Regions from separate parts of the Homo sapiens genome. Here region 2 is linked to region 1. A link is a loop called in an ENCODE intact Hi-C map of the cell type or tissue named here. Cell type or tissue: mammary epithelial cell. All regions are shown on one strand. Links, peaks and the distances in the headings refer to the core of each region. The heading gives the core; the rest is flanking DNA.

Region 1 (5,779 bases), core at 526-5,525:
TGTGCCTGTGAATTCATATCACAGATGCTTGATGCATTTGACAATTGTTTAATTGCTTGAGCCCAACTGATACTCTTTCAGTCACTTTAAGGGAGTGATTTCAAGTATGATCATTGCCTCAAATCTGTATGGCTTTCCTTGCCTTTCAGGTGCTTTAAGAGGGCTTATGTTCTTTGACTCCCCTAGTAACTCAAAAGGGTGGCTAAGATGCAACTCTGGAGGTTTCCAAGCTCTCTGCAAAGCCTGCCTTCAGTAGTCTGTGCACCACAAGAAGCATAACTTTATTATCCTCTAGCTGAATTTACCTCCTGCTTCGAGCCCCTGTTTTCCCATGTCATTTTAGGGGTCCAATGTTTTTCCTGGAGGCATATACACACACACACACACACACACACACACACACACACACACACACACACACACATATATACACACACACATTCCAGGGGCCTCTGAGGTGCCAAGACATGTGTGGGGTCCATCTGGTTCACACTGATGTCCATGATCATTGAGTTCATTTTTTATATCAACTATGTGACACTTCCTATAGTTTCCAGTTCCTGGTTAGAATTTGCAAAGTTGCCGACTATTTCTTTGAATAGAGTAGCTAGATCATGGGTCTACACCAGTCATCAAGCAGCGATTTCCCTGTTGGAAGCTCCAAGCAAATTGTCAGCTCCAGCATTCCACACAGCTGTGGGTGCCACACTCCTTTTCCTTTTAAAAGATGATGATCTGCTAGTGGTGAATGCTCTTGGAGTTTTATTTGTAGGTTTTTCTTGTTGTCGCAAATGTCTATATTTCATCTTCCCTCTTGAGGGATATTTTCCATGGGTAGAGGATCTAGGCTTTTCTTTTGGATTCCATTGTGGCTTTAAAAAAAAGTCAGTTGACTGTTTATTTATGGCTTCTCTAAAGGTGATCTCTTTCTTCCTAAGGCTGCTTTAAAAGTTTCCGTTCCCTCCCTCCCTTCCTCCCACCCCATCCCCCTTCTTCCTTTCCTTCCTCCCTCCCTTCCTCCCTTCTCTTCCTCCCTTTCTCCCTTGTCTTCCTCCTTTTCTCCCATCCTCCCTTCCTCCCTCTTTCCTTCTTTTTTCCCTTCCTCCCGCCCTCCTTCCTTCTTCCATCATTATATATTAAAATATTTTCTTTCTTTCTTTTTTTTTTTTGAGATGGAGTTTCGCTCTTGTTGCCCAGGCTGGAGTGCAACGGTGTGATCTTGGCTTACTGCAACCTCCACCTCCCTGGTTCAAGCGATTCACCTGCCTCAGCCTCCCTAGTAGCTGGGATTACAGGTGCCCGCCACCACACCCAGCTAATTTTTGTAATTGTAGTAGAGATGGGGTTTCACCATGTGGGCCAGGCTGGTCTTGAACTCCTGAACTCAGGTAATCCACCCGCCTTGTCCTCCCAAAGTGCTGGAATTACAGGCATGAGCCACCACTCCCAGCCTATTAAAATATTTTCTTCTGGGCCTTCCCTCCTTTTACTTCTTTTGATACCGCCATCAAATGCATGTTAGGTTGACTCACTGTGTACTCTATTACCCTCTCATCTGGTTTTTAATCTTTCTGTCTCCTTATACTGTAATCTCAGTGTTTCTTCTGCTTTAATTTTGGTATATGAATTATTCAGCTGTGTTCAAAGTGTGGTTAAAGCGACTTATATGCTCTTTAATTTTTAGTTATTGTACTTTTCACCTCTAGAAGTTCTTCTGTGACACTTCTTATAGTTTCCAGTTCCTGGTTAGAATTTGCAAACTTGTTGACTATTTCTTTGAAAAGAGTAGCTAGAATTGTTTTAGTCTGTGTATAGTGAGTTGAATATCTGAAACCTCTGTGAGTCTGTTTCTTTTGTCTGCTAGCCCTACTCATGGCGTCATGTTTTCCTGGATGTTTAGTTGGTTGTCTTTGAATATGTCCAACTCCAGTTATTTCTGGGAATACCCAAAGGCACACCTGTTCACTATCACCCAGTGAACTGCCATGTGTTTGTCTCCTGTCATGGTAACATTTGCATTCAGGGAGAGGCCTCTGCTCTCTGCAGAACAGTGTGAAATCACCTCATTTTTGCCTTCAATGAAGGTTGTCTCTTGCTGGTCACCACCACTTCCTCAAATGACTAATGCCACTCTTGCTCACAGTGCTAAGGCGCTAAGGAGTTTTCAGAGGGCTAGAGTGATTCTGCATCCTCTGGGGTTCTCAGGAAACGAGGCCACAGGGCCATCTGTGCATGAGTGACAGTGGGGTGGGGTGGATGAGCAGTGGCAGTGGTGGGCACCTATGCTGCTGGCGCCACAGCTTTTTATATCTTGGTGAAAACAACGCCTTGCGTTTTCACTTGTAGATTCTCCGGCTACATTCCACAAGAACAAATTCTGGTCACAGAGGCCAGAGTAGACTATCAGTGTAATGGCCCTTCCCCTTTGATGATAGCAGCTTTTTTCGGGGGAGCAGGGGTGGCCAAACTTCCTAGCCTTATTTTATCTTCCTTTCTAGTTCTCCCCAGAGGCTGCTGGGTCCACCTCTCCCTCTGCCAGACAGACAGGCTCAGACATGCAAGAACGGAAGGGGGTGTGGGGGTTGGTGGGAGGATTAAGTTGGGGAAAGCCAGTCTTGTCTTTGTAGATTACCAGAACTGACACACGTACACACACGTACACTCACTCACTCACTCACTCATCTATTCATCTATTTTTGGCCTAAGTGCCTTTGGACACTTCTTCGGAAAAGCACATGAACTCTTCGGAGTCTCCTGTTCCACTTGGTAAATTTCCTATAGCCACGCACTGAAAGTCCCTGCTGCCCTCCTTCCTCTGAGCTTGTGGGGCCCACAGATCCCCTGCTCCACTTCCTGCTTCATTTCAGCTGATGGTGAGTCCAGGGCAGGCTTGTAGGAAGGGCGGGCTAGGCGTGGGGAACTGCAGCACCCACCCCACCCCCCGCCCCAGTGCTTGTTGCCCCAGCCTCTGTCTCCCTCGCTGTGCCCTTCCCTTAAGCCCCACTCTTGGCCTCCCCAAAGACAGAGTTTGTTCTGTTTTTATTGATAGGATGACACTCCCTCGTTCTAATACCATCTGAATGCCTGAGCAATTACATCTTACAACCTCATGAAAAACACAGCAGCTTGTCACGATGAATGATGTTACCGTGAATAATGCAGTTTTGAGTTCAAACTCCTTCTTATTCCAAGAATGAGTAAATATCCCTATTCCCTCCCCTCCCCATTGCATTTGGGTTTGACATGACATGAATCATTGTGGTTTTACTCCTGGGTAGAATTGTTTTTCTGTATTGCATTGCCAATTGATGGAAGGACAAAAAAAGGAAACTTACCAATGAGCAGTTTCAGATGAACTTAAATTCTCAGAAATCTTGAAGAATGAATGAACTATAACTTTCTGAAGTTGCAAAAATGTTCAAGTCGGAAGTGACCCATGGGAAGCAACCTGGTCCTTAATTAGGACTGGAAAGAAAACGGAGGCCCAGCGAGGGAACAGTGGCTTCCCCAAGGTCACACTGCAAGTGAGTGGTGGCACTAGTCACCCAGGAGTCCTCCTGACTCCATGGTATCCTGACCCCAGACCAGCAGCCTTATTTGTGGTTAAAGAACGTGGAAAAACAGCTTATGTTTGAATTTTAAAATCATGCCAGTACTAAAGATCTGCATTCCATGAATATTGAGCTTTGCTGTGTGCGGGTTGCTACGAATTTTGTAACTATTTTCTCTAAGAGCTCTCAGTATTTTACATATACAATTCCATTCTTTATTGTCCAGGGAAAAAGTTGCATTTACTGAGCAGTAAGAGGGTGATTTGAAGTCCCTGGGGTCCCCCACCCTTGTCTTTCTATGTGAGATTGTATTGCAGGGCTCACATTTATTCTCTCAGCAGCTCATTGCACAGACAGTGTATTTATTGAGCACCTACTGTGTGCCAGGAGCTATGTGGTAAGCTAAGCAGACAAAAACTCCTGCTCTCACAAGAAGAAAGAATAAACAAGCAGACAATTGCACCTATAATGTCAGCCTGGTGTGATGGCTCACTCCTGGAATCCTAGCACTTTGGGAGGTGACGATGGGAGGATTGCTTTAACTCGGGAGTTCAAGATAAGCCTGGGCAACCAAGACCCTGTCTCTACAAAAAAATCAAAAAATTAGCTGGGGGTGATGGCATGAGTCTCTGGTCCCTCGGGACCAGAGGCCTCGGGAGGCTGAGGCGGGTTTATCACTTGAGCCTGGGAGGTTGAGGCTGCAGTGAGCTGTGATCACACCACTGCACTCCAGCCTGGGCCACAGAGCGAGACCCTGTCTCTAAATAAACAAACAACCTAATGTCAAGTTAGGAAGTGTGGCAAAAAGGAACAAAGTCAGGGTGACTGCCATTCTAGAAAGGGTGGTGAGGGAAGGTCTCCTTGAGCAGATCCTGTGGGAGTGGAAGGGTAAGTCACGAGACTCTCTGGAGGAAGAAGATTCCAGGTGGAAATGCCTTAGTGGGTGTTAAACGCTTTAACGGGTGTTAGCCAGAAAGCCAGAATGGCTGGAGCTGAGGGAGTAGAGGAGGCGGCATAGAAAATGAGGTCAGAGATGGAGGCAGGGCCGGATCACAGAGGGGCACAGAGAACGAGGAGGGAATTGGATTTTTGGAAAAGATTGTGGCAAAATACAAAATATAAAATACAAAAATAAAATATAAACCATAAAATGTACTACCTTTACCATTTTAAGTATGCAGTTCAGTAGTGTTAAATACATTTACATCATTGTTCAACCCGTCTCCAGAACTCTCTGCATCTTGCAAAATTAAAACTCTATGCCATTTCAACAGTTCGCATTTCCTCTTCCCTCTCGTTCATGGCAACCGCCATTTTTCTTTCTGTCTCTGTAAATGTTAGTACTTGGGGTATCTCATCTAAGTGGAATCACACAGTGTGTGTCCTTTTGTGACAGACTTATTTCACTTTGCATAATGTCCTTAATATTCATCCATGTTGTAGCATGTGTCAGATTTTCCTTCCTTCTTAACATTGTGTAATATTCCATTGTACGCATAGACTACATTTAGCTTATCTGTTCACCTGTGGATGGACACTTGGGTTGCTATAGTGAATAATATTGCTGTAAATATGGGTATACGATTATCTCTTTGTGACCCTGCTTTTAATTGTTTTGGATATATACCCAGAAATGGAATTACTGAATCATGTGGAGATTCTGTTTTTGATTTATTTATTTATTTTTAATTTTTGAGATGGAGTCTCGTTCTGTCACCCAGGCTGGAGTGCAGTGACACGATCTCTGCTCACTGCAACCTCTGCCTCCTTGCACCATTAATTCTGAAAATGCAGGCCTGGATCCAACCGCCTTTGGGGACGGGTACCTGCCCACAGGAAGAGGTTGAGGAGACAATAATGTCACGAGAATCATCATCTTTGACTGGGAAATGGTGTGCAGAGTTTCTGGTGCCTTCTGAAGTGATTGTCGCATCTCAGCCTCCCTAGTAGCTGGGATTACAGGCATTTGCCACCAAGCCCGGCTAATTTTTGTATTTTTAGTAGAGACGGGGTTTCATCATGTTGGCCAGGCTGGTCTCAAACTCCTGACCTCAGGTGATCCACCTGCCTCAGCCTCCCAAAGTGCTGGGATTATAGGTGTGAGCCATGCACCTGGCCTGATTGGTTATTTAAATTCTGAGATGGGGTATACTAATGTTTGAAAACCACAGGGATGGGATAGGTATAGGTGGGGAGGGAGAGCAAAAGTGGTATTTAGAATATGTTAC
Region 2 (5,779 bases), core at 384-5,383, 81 kb after region 1:
ATAAGCAAGTAAACAGTGTCACTACACTGTGTGGTCAATACAATTATGGAGGTAAACACAGGTGCTGGTGACATAGGGGAAGGGCAGGTAGATCTGAAGGGGGATGAGGAAGGGTGTTGGCAAAGCTTTCGAGAGGAGCTGAGAATACAGTTGAGTTGGGAAGAACAAATAGTGATTATCCAAAGAAAGAATAGGGAAGCGTAAATAGGGCTGGAGAAGCAACTTGTTCTGGGTAGGGAAGCACCATGCTTCGGGAGCTGCAGGGTCGTGAGTTTAACGGTGGAGAATACAGCTGGGATGTGGTGAGGGATCAATCTCGGTGTGCATGGTGCAGCCCTTCGTAGATGACCCTGATATCAGTGGACATCACTTACCCATGTCTGCTTTATTTTCCAGTGGGTTCCCAGTGCTAGTGTGGTGCCTGTCAGATGGAAGGCCCTCAGTAAATATTTCCTGAATGAGTGAATGAATGAATGGATTTGGAATGTTACCCCCAGTACCCCTCGTTCCAGGAGGCAGTTAGAGTTTTACGTAAACAGAAATGTGATCTGATCAACATGCTGTTTGAGAAGGACCACTCTGGGAGCCCGAGAGTAGAAGAGGGAAGACCCGGGTCAGTGAGGCAGGTAAACAAGTGCGTGTGGGAGTGCATTTGAGGGCTGTGGAGTGAGGTGGGTGGCAAGGAAGGAATGGATTTGAGAGCTCCTTGGTGACCTACTGGATGGAAGTAAGAAATAAGGTCACCTCTAGGAGGTTTTCTGATTTCTGGTACAAGGCCTGGGTATGTGGTGGGGCCATTCACAGGACATGAGACTGGAGGTGGCGCAGCCTAAAGGCAAGATACTGGGTTCAGCTGACACCTGGAACACCCAGGTAGAAATGTCTAATGATCAGCCAAAACCTGGGCCTGGGGCCAGGAGACAGGTCTGGGCTGGAAGAAGGTCTGGACATCAGCAGGGTCTGGGCAGTGCTGGAAACCAGACAGTAGGAGGAGAGCACTCAGAGAGGGAGCCCTGTGGGGTGGGCACAGCAGTGGTCTTGGGGGCAGATGGAAGGAATCGGCAGAGGTGACCCAAAGCTGGCTAGCTGGTGGCAGTGGAACCAGTTATGGTTTGGGGGGGTGGAACAAGTTATGGTTTGGGGGAATCAATGGCAGCTGCAAGAGGACCTTGTCATTTTCACCTGCAATAGTGAAAGAATGCCCAGGTTGGAAGCTGAAAAAATAAAATCCAAGATAGAATGAGGTGGGAGGAATGGGCTGAGGCAGGCAGCTTGGAACCAAGAAGGAAGTGGATGCTGGAACTCCCTTTTTATATGGTTCCCTGGGCGAAGTGCAGGGTGAGGTGGCTTTCAGGAACCATTGGGATGAGGCGGTTTCTGCCTTTGAGTAACTTTCCATGCCACCACCCAGGAGATTAGAGCTTCTTCTTCTTTTTTTTTTTTTTTTTTTTTTTTCTGAGACAGAGTCTCGCTCTGTTGCCCAGGCTGGAGAGCAGTGGTGTGATCTCGGTGCACTGCAACCTCCACCTCCCTGGTTCAGGCAATTCCCCTGCCTCAGCCTCCCGAGTAGCTGGGATTACAGGCACATGTCACCATGTCTGGCTAGTTTTCTGTATTTTTAATAGAGACAGGGTTTCACTATGTTGGCCAGACTGGTCCTGAACTCCTGACCTCAGGCAATCCACCCACCTCGGCCTCCCAAAGTGCTGGGATTACAGGAGTGAGCCCTGTGCCCGGCCAGAGCTTCTTTTAAAAATATGTGCCTGGGGTCCTGGCCTTCACCTGTACTTTGCCTGTAATTTTCCACCTCTTGGTCTTTACTGTATAGCACTTGAGCAATCAGCTGTTCAGGGTGGTACAGCTGGAGGCACCATATGCACTTCGGCAATTACATGTCTAGACTCATTACTTACTTTCTTTTGGCACTGATTCCACATGATTCGGGCATTTCCAATCATCCCTAGTTCCACTTCTTAGATCTTCTGACCTCCTGGCCTAGCCCTGGAGAAATTTTATTGCAGTGTTTCGGGTACTGAGAACACAGGATCCTTGCTGGCCTCAGTTTCCCGTAGCTCTGATTTTTTTTTTTTTTTTGAGATGGAGTCTCGCTCTGTCCCCCAAGCTGGACTGCAGTGTGTGATTTCAGCTCACTGCAACCTCCGCCTCCCAGGTTTAAGCAATTCTCCTGACTCAGCCTCCTGAGTAGCTGGGACTACAGGTCTGCACCACCATGTCTGGCTAATTTTTTTGTATTTTTAGTAGAGATAGGGCTTCACCATATTGGCCAGGCTGGTCTCAAACCCCTGATCTCAGGTGATCCTCCTGCCTGGGCCTCCCAAAGTGCTGGGATTACAGGCGTGAGCCACCGAGCCTGGCCCCCTAGCTCTGATTCTAACCCGAGGCCTGCTCAGCACTGCTGATGCCCTATTTGGAAAAAAAACATTTGGCAATGGACCCAAGAAGCCATCAGTTTCAAGAAATTCCGCTTTGGAAGGCCAAGCAAAGGAAGCATTCCTAAATGCAGAAAAAGCCAGAGAACAAAGATGTTCATCTAGGGATTTGCTATACAAATGAAGAGTGAAAAAGTGTCACCTGAAACATCCAAGAGCAGGGGAAAGATTAAATGGACACCGGCATTTCCTGGAGTAGGATATAACACAGCAAGTCTAAATAACAGTTATGAATGTTAGTTAAAAACATTGACAAGCTCATGATTAGATATCAATGAAAAAATGGAATATAAAATTATATGTACCGTCTGATTAAATAACACATATCCATAAAAGTTTAGAAAGAAACCTCTAAAGTGTCAACAGTGGCTCAGCTTGGATTGTGGGATTATGGGCATTTTTTTGTTTCCTGAATTTTCCGTAGTAAGGTTACAGTAATCTTACAATAGCAAAATACAAATAACAATCTTTTAAAACCCTGAAGCCTAATTTGACAGGTACCTCCTCTTCTCAATTGTCCCTCAAGCATGGGCTGTCCCTGTCCTGTCCCCAGCCTGGCCTTCCTGCTCCCTATGACTCGATTCCTCCTCTTGGCTTATCTATTGATCTGGGGAGGTTTTACAGAGGCTAGCCAGAAGCTTGTGGGCACAGCCTCCTGGGCGGAACCAGACCCCCTCCCTGGGGTAGGGCAGCCAAGGCTCTCTGGTTTTGTTTTTGTGTGTGTGTGTTTTTGTTTTATTTTGTTTTTTTTTGAGACAGAGTCTCACTTTGTCACCCAGGCTGGAGTGCAGTGGCAAGATCTCTGCAACCTCTGCCTCCCGGGTTCAAGCAATTCTCATGCCTCAGCCTCCTGAATAGCTGGGATGACAGACATGTGCCACCACACCTGGCTAATTTTTGTATTTTTAGTAGAGATGGGGTTTTGCCATGTTGGCCAGGCTGGTCTCTAACTCCTGGCCTCAAGTGATCTGTCTGCCTCAGCCTCCCAAAGTGCTGGGATTACAGGTGTGAGCCACCGCGCCCCACCTCAGGGGTGTTGACTTTTAAAATGTGGGAAGAAGACAATTAAATGAGGGCTTTAAAGCTTTACATGCAGTGAGCAAGGAAGCTTCTGGAAAGCATTTGAGGCCCATTTCCCACGACTTGTCCCTGACAGTAGCTATGAAAATCCCGGGGTGGGGCTCATGGGAGTGAGGTATGCATCCTCTTGTGGGACGCTCTGGCTGAGCAGCGCAGGCCAAGAGACTTCCAGGCCACAAGGAAATAACACCATCAAGACCGGAGCGATGGCATCACGGGTATCCCCTCAGGAAAAACTCAGAAGCTGGCACAGAGGGGCACGCTGGCTGAGGTGGGGTAAGCTTCCTGGTACTCGGGAGGTCTGCTAACAAGAGGACAGGAAAGGAGACTGGGACTGGATGGCGTGGTAAGATAGGGACCTGGGCACAGGGATGGGTCACCAGTGTGTGTTGTAGCTGCTCTAGGCAGGGTAAATATTTCCCACCTGAGGAGGGAGAAAAATGCCAGTGGTGTTGCAATGTTACTGTTTTGCACAGCTGCGGACCCAGAAAAGGAGAAGGACACCCTTTCCTGCCCTACTCTAGATTAGAAGATTCCCGCTGTCTTCTATTCCTCCCCAGCTGTTTGTGTTTCAGGCCTTCTGAGGGGGATCATGCTGAAGGCACCTCCAGGGAGAGAGGATGTGGGGGGAGCAGCAATGGCAGAGACCTATGTCCCAAATGGAACCCATGGCTCCAAGGCTGAGGCTCCTCAAGCCTCCAGCTAGACCCCCTTTTTCCTCATCTCCCTCCCTGGGAACTCAACCTAGCCAAAGGCTTCAGGTACCACCCTCAGAGGGGGCACAGAGGTTGATATCCCCAGTTAAGTGGGGACAGCCCACCATCTAGAGCAGGGGTGTCCAATCTTTTGGCTTCCCTGGGCCATACTGAAAGAAGAATTGTCTTGGGCCACACATAAAGCATGCTAACACTAACAATAGCTGATGAGTTTTTTAAAAAATTGCAAAATAAACTCATAGATTTTAAGAAAGTTTACGAATTTGTGTTGGACTGCATTCAAAGCCATACTGAGACATCCTGGGCCACACTCAAAGCCATCCTGGGCTGCATTCGACCCATGGGCCATGGGTTGGACAAGCTTGATCTAGAGGAAATTCCTACCTTATTCTGCCAGCAAATATCTATTCATCACCCTCTGTGTCAGGCATTGTATCAGGGGCCAGGACCTTACCATGATTAGACCAAGGCCCTGTTCTCTGGAGCTTACATTCTACTGAAGCCTCACGGCACTGCAAACCCATTATGTGCTGCAGGCTAACACTGATGGAGCCGGGCACTGTGTTAGAGCCAAATTAGAGCTCCTTACATCCCTTCTGCTCATTAGGATCTGCTTCTTCTCAGCTCCTGGAGTGCCACTGAGCCTTCAAGTGGAGTCAGGTTTCCCCAGCTGTGGAAAGAGGGGACATCTGGGGAATAAGAGTCAAGCAGAGCTTGGTGATCTGAATCAATTTTTCTTTTAAAGCATTGGGCCTTTGTAGCAATAATGGCAAACCGCTATTAAGCACTTCCCACACTGCAGGCTGCACTGTACTTTCCGTGTATTGTGTGTGGTATATTGGACACGACCCTATGCCTTAGGTCTGATTATGTTACAGATGAGGAAACTGAACCACAGAGTTCAGTTACTTGTTCAAGGGTACACAGTCATTGGACACAGGCGGTCTGGCTTTGGCTCCATGCTCTTGACCACCAAGCTGTACTGCTGCCAACTAGCCACCTTTGGTGAGACCTGCTCTGCCTACAATTCTCTTGGATAGTTCTTCTCTTGGAAGCAAGAATTTGTATGCCATCACTGTACTCTCGTGGATTCAGATGGATCTGAAGATGGATGTCAAGTGAGATTCCTCCTCCTGATCAGAGATGGTGGTATCTGCTGTCACTTGAACTTGGCATGTGTGTCCTCAGGATACCTGGGCTATGGGCTAGCCATCTTCCATGGTGGGCATGTAGAGGCAGAGAGTGCTTGTCTCCAAACAGACAAGATGGCATGGGGAGGGTGGGGTGATGTCAGACACTTCATGAGCAGAGCAGAGACAAGATACATGTAGTCCCAGAGAAACCAAGGATGTCTTGTCTAGTTCCCCAGGAGCCCTGGATGTACGTTCTGTTACTGGATTCTAGGATGCACTCTTGAGTCCTTTGATACATCCTTGTTTTTACTTTTTTAATGTAATAATTACAAAATGATGGCCAATGAGATTGGCGAAAATATAAAGAGTGTTGCAAATAGCACTCATTCAACGAATCCTA

What was found. Peaks named below come from ENCODE experiments on the same cell type or tissue, not always from the same donor. Only the 100,000 strongest peaks of a DNase experiment are listed, where the experiment ranks them.
Region 2: it touches region 1 in a loop (2.3-fold over the local background); 3 of 110 quality-filtered maps call a loop at or near these places.

What each region holds. Positions count from the first base shown.
Region 1 is chr21:33,973,679-33,979,457 of GRCh38, forward strand. LOC101928126 (a long non-coding RNA gene) reads left to right here and starts at 2,704. Exons shown (of 2, transcript NR_134561.1): 1 at 2,704-2,873; 2 at 3,050-4,013. RefSeq lists enhancers at 2,201-3,400, 2,472-3,001. In mammary epithelial cell, for the core only: no CTCF peak of the experiment used is centred there; DNase peaks (open chromatin) are centred at 2,073, 2,603 and 3,163; H3K27ac peaks cover 2,587 bases.
Region 2 is chr21:34,054,436-34,060,214 of GRCh38, forward strand. No RefSeq gene overlaps it. Among named protein-coding and RNA genes, the nearest start is that of MRPS6, 16 kb to the right of the region's middle. In mammary epithelial cell, for the core only: no CTCF peak of the experiment used is centred there; no DNase peak of the experiment used is centred there.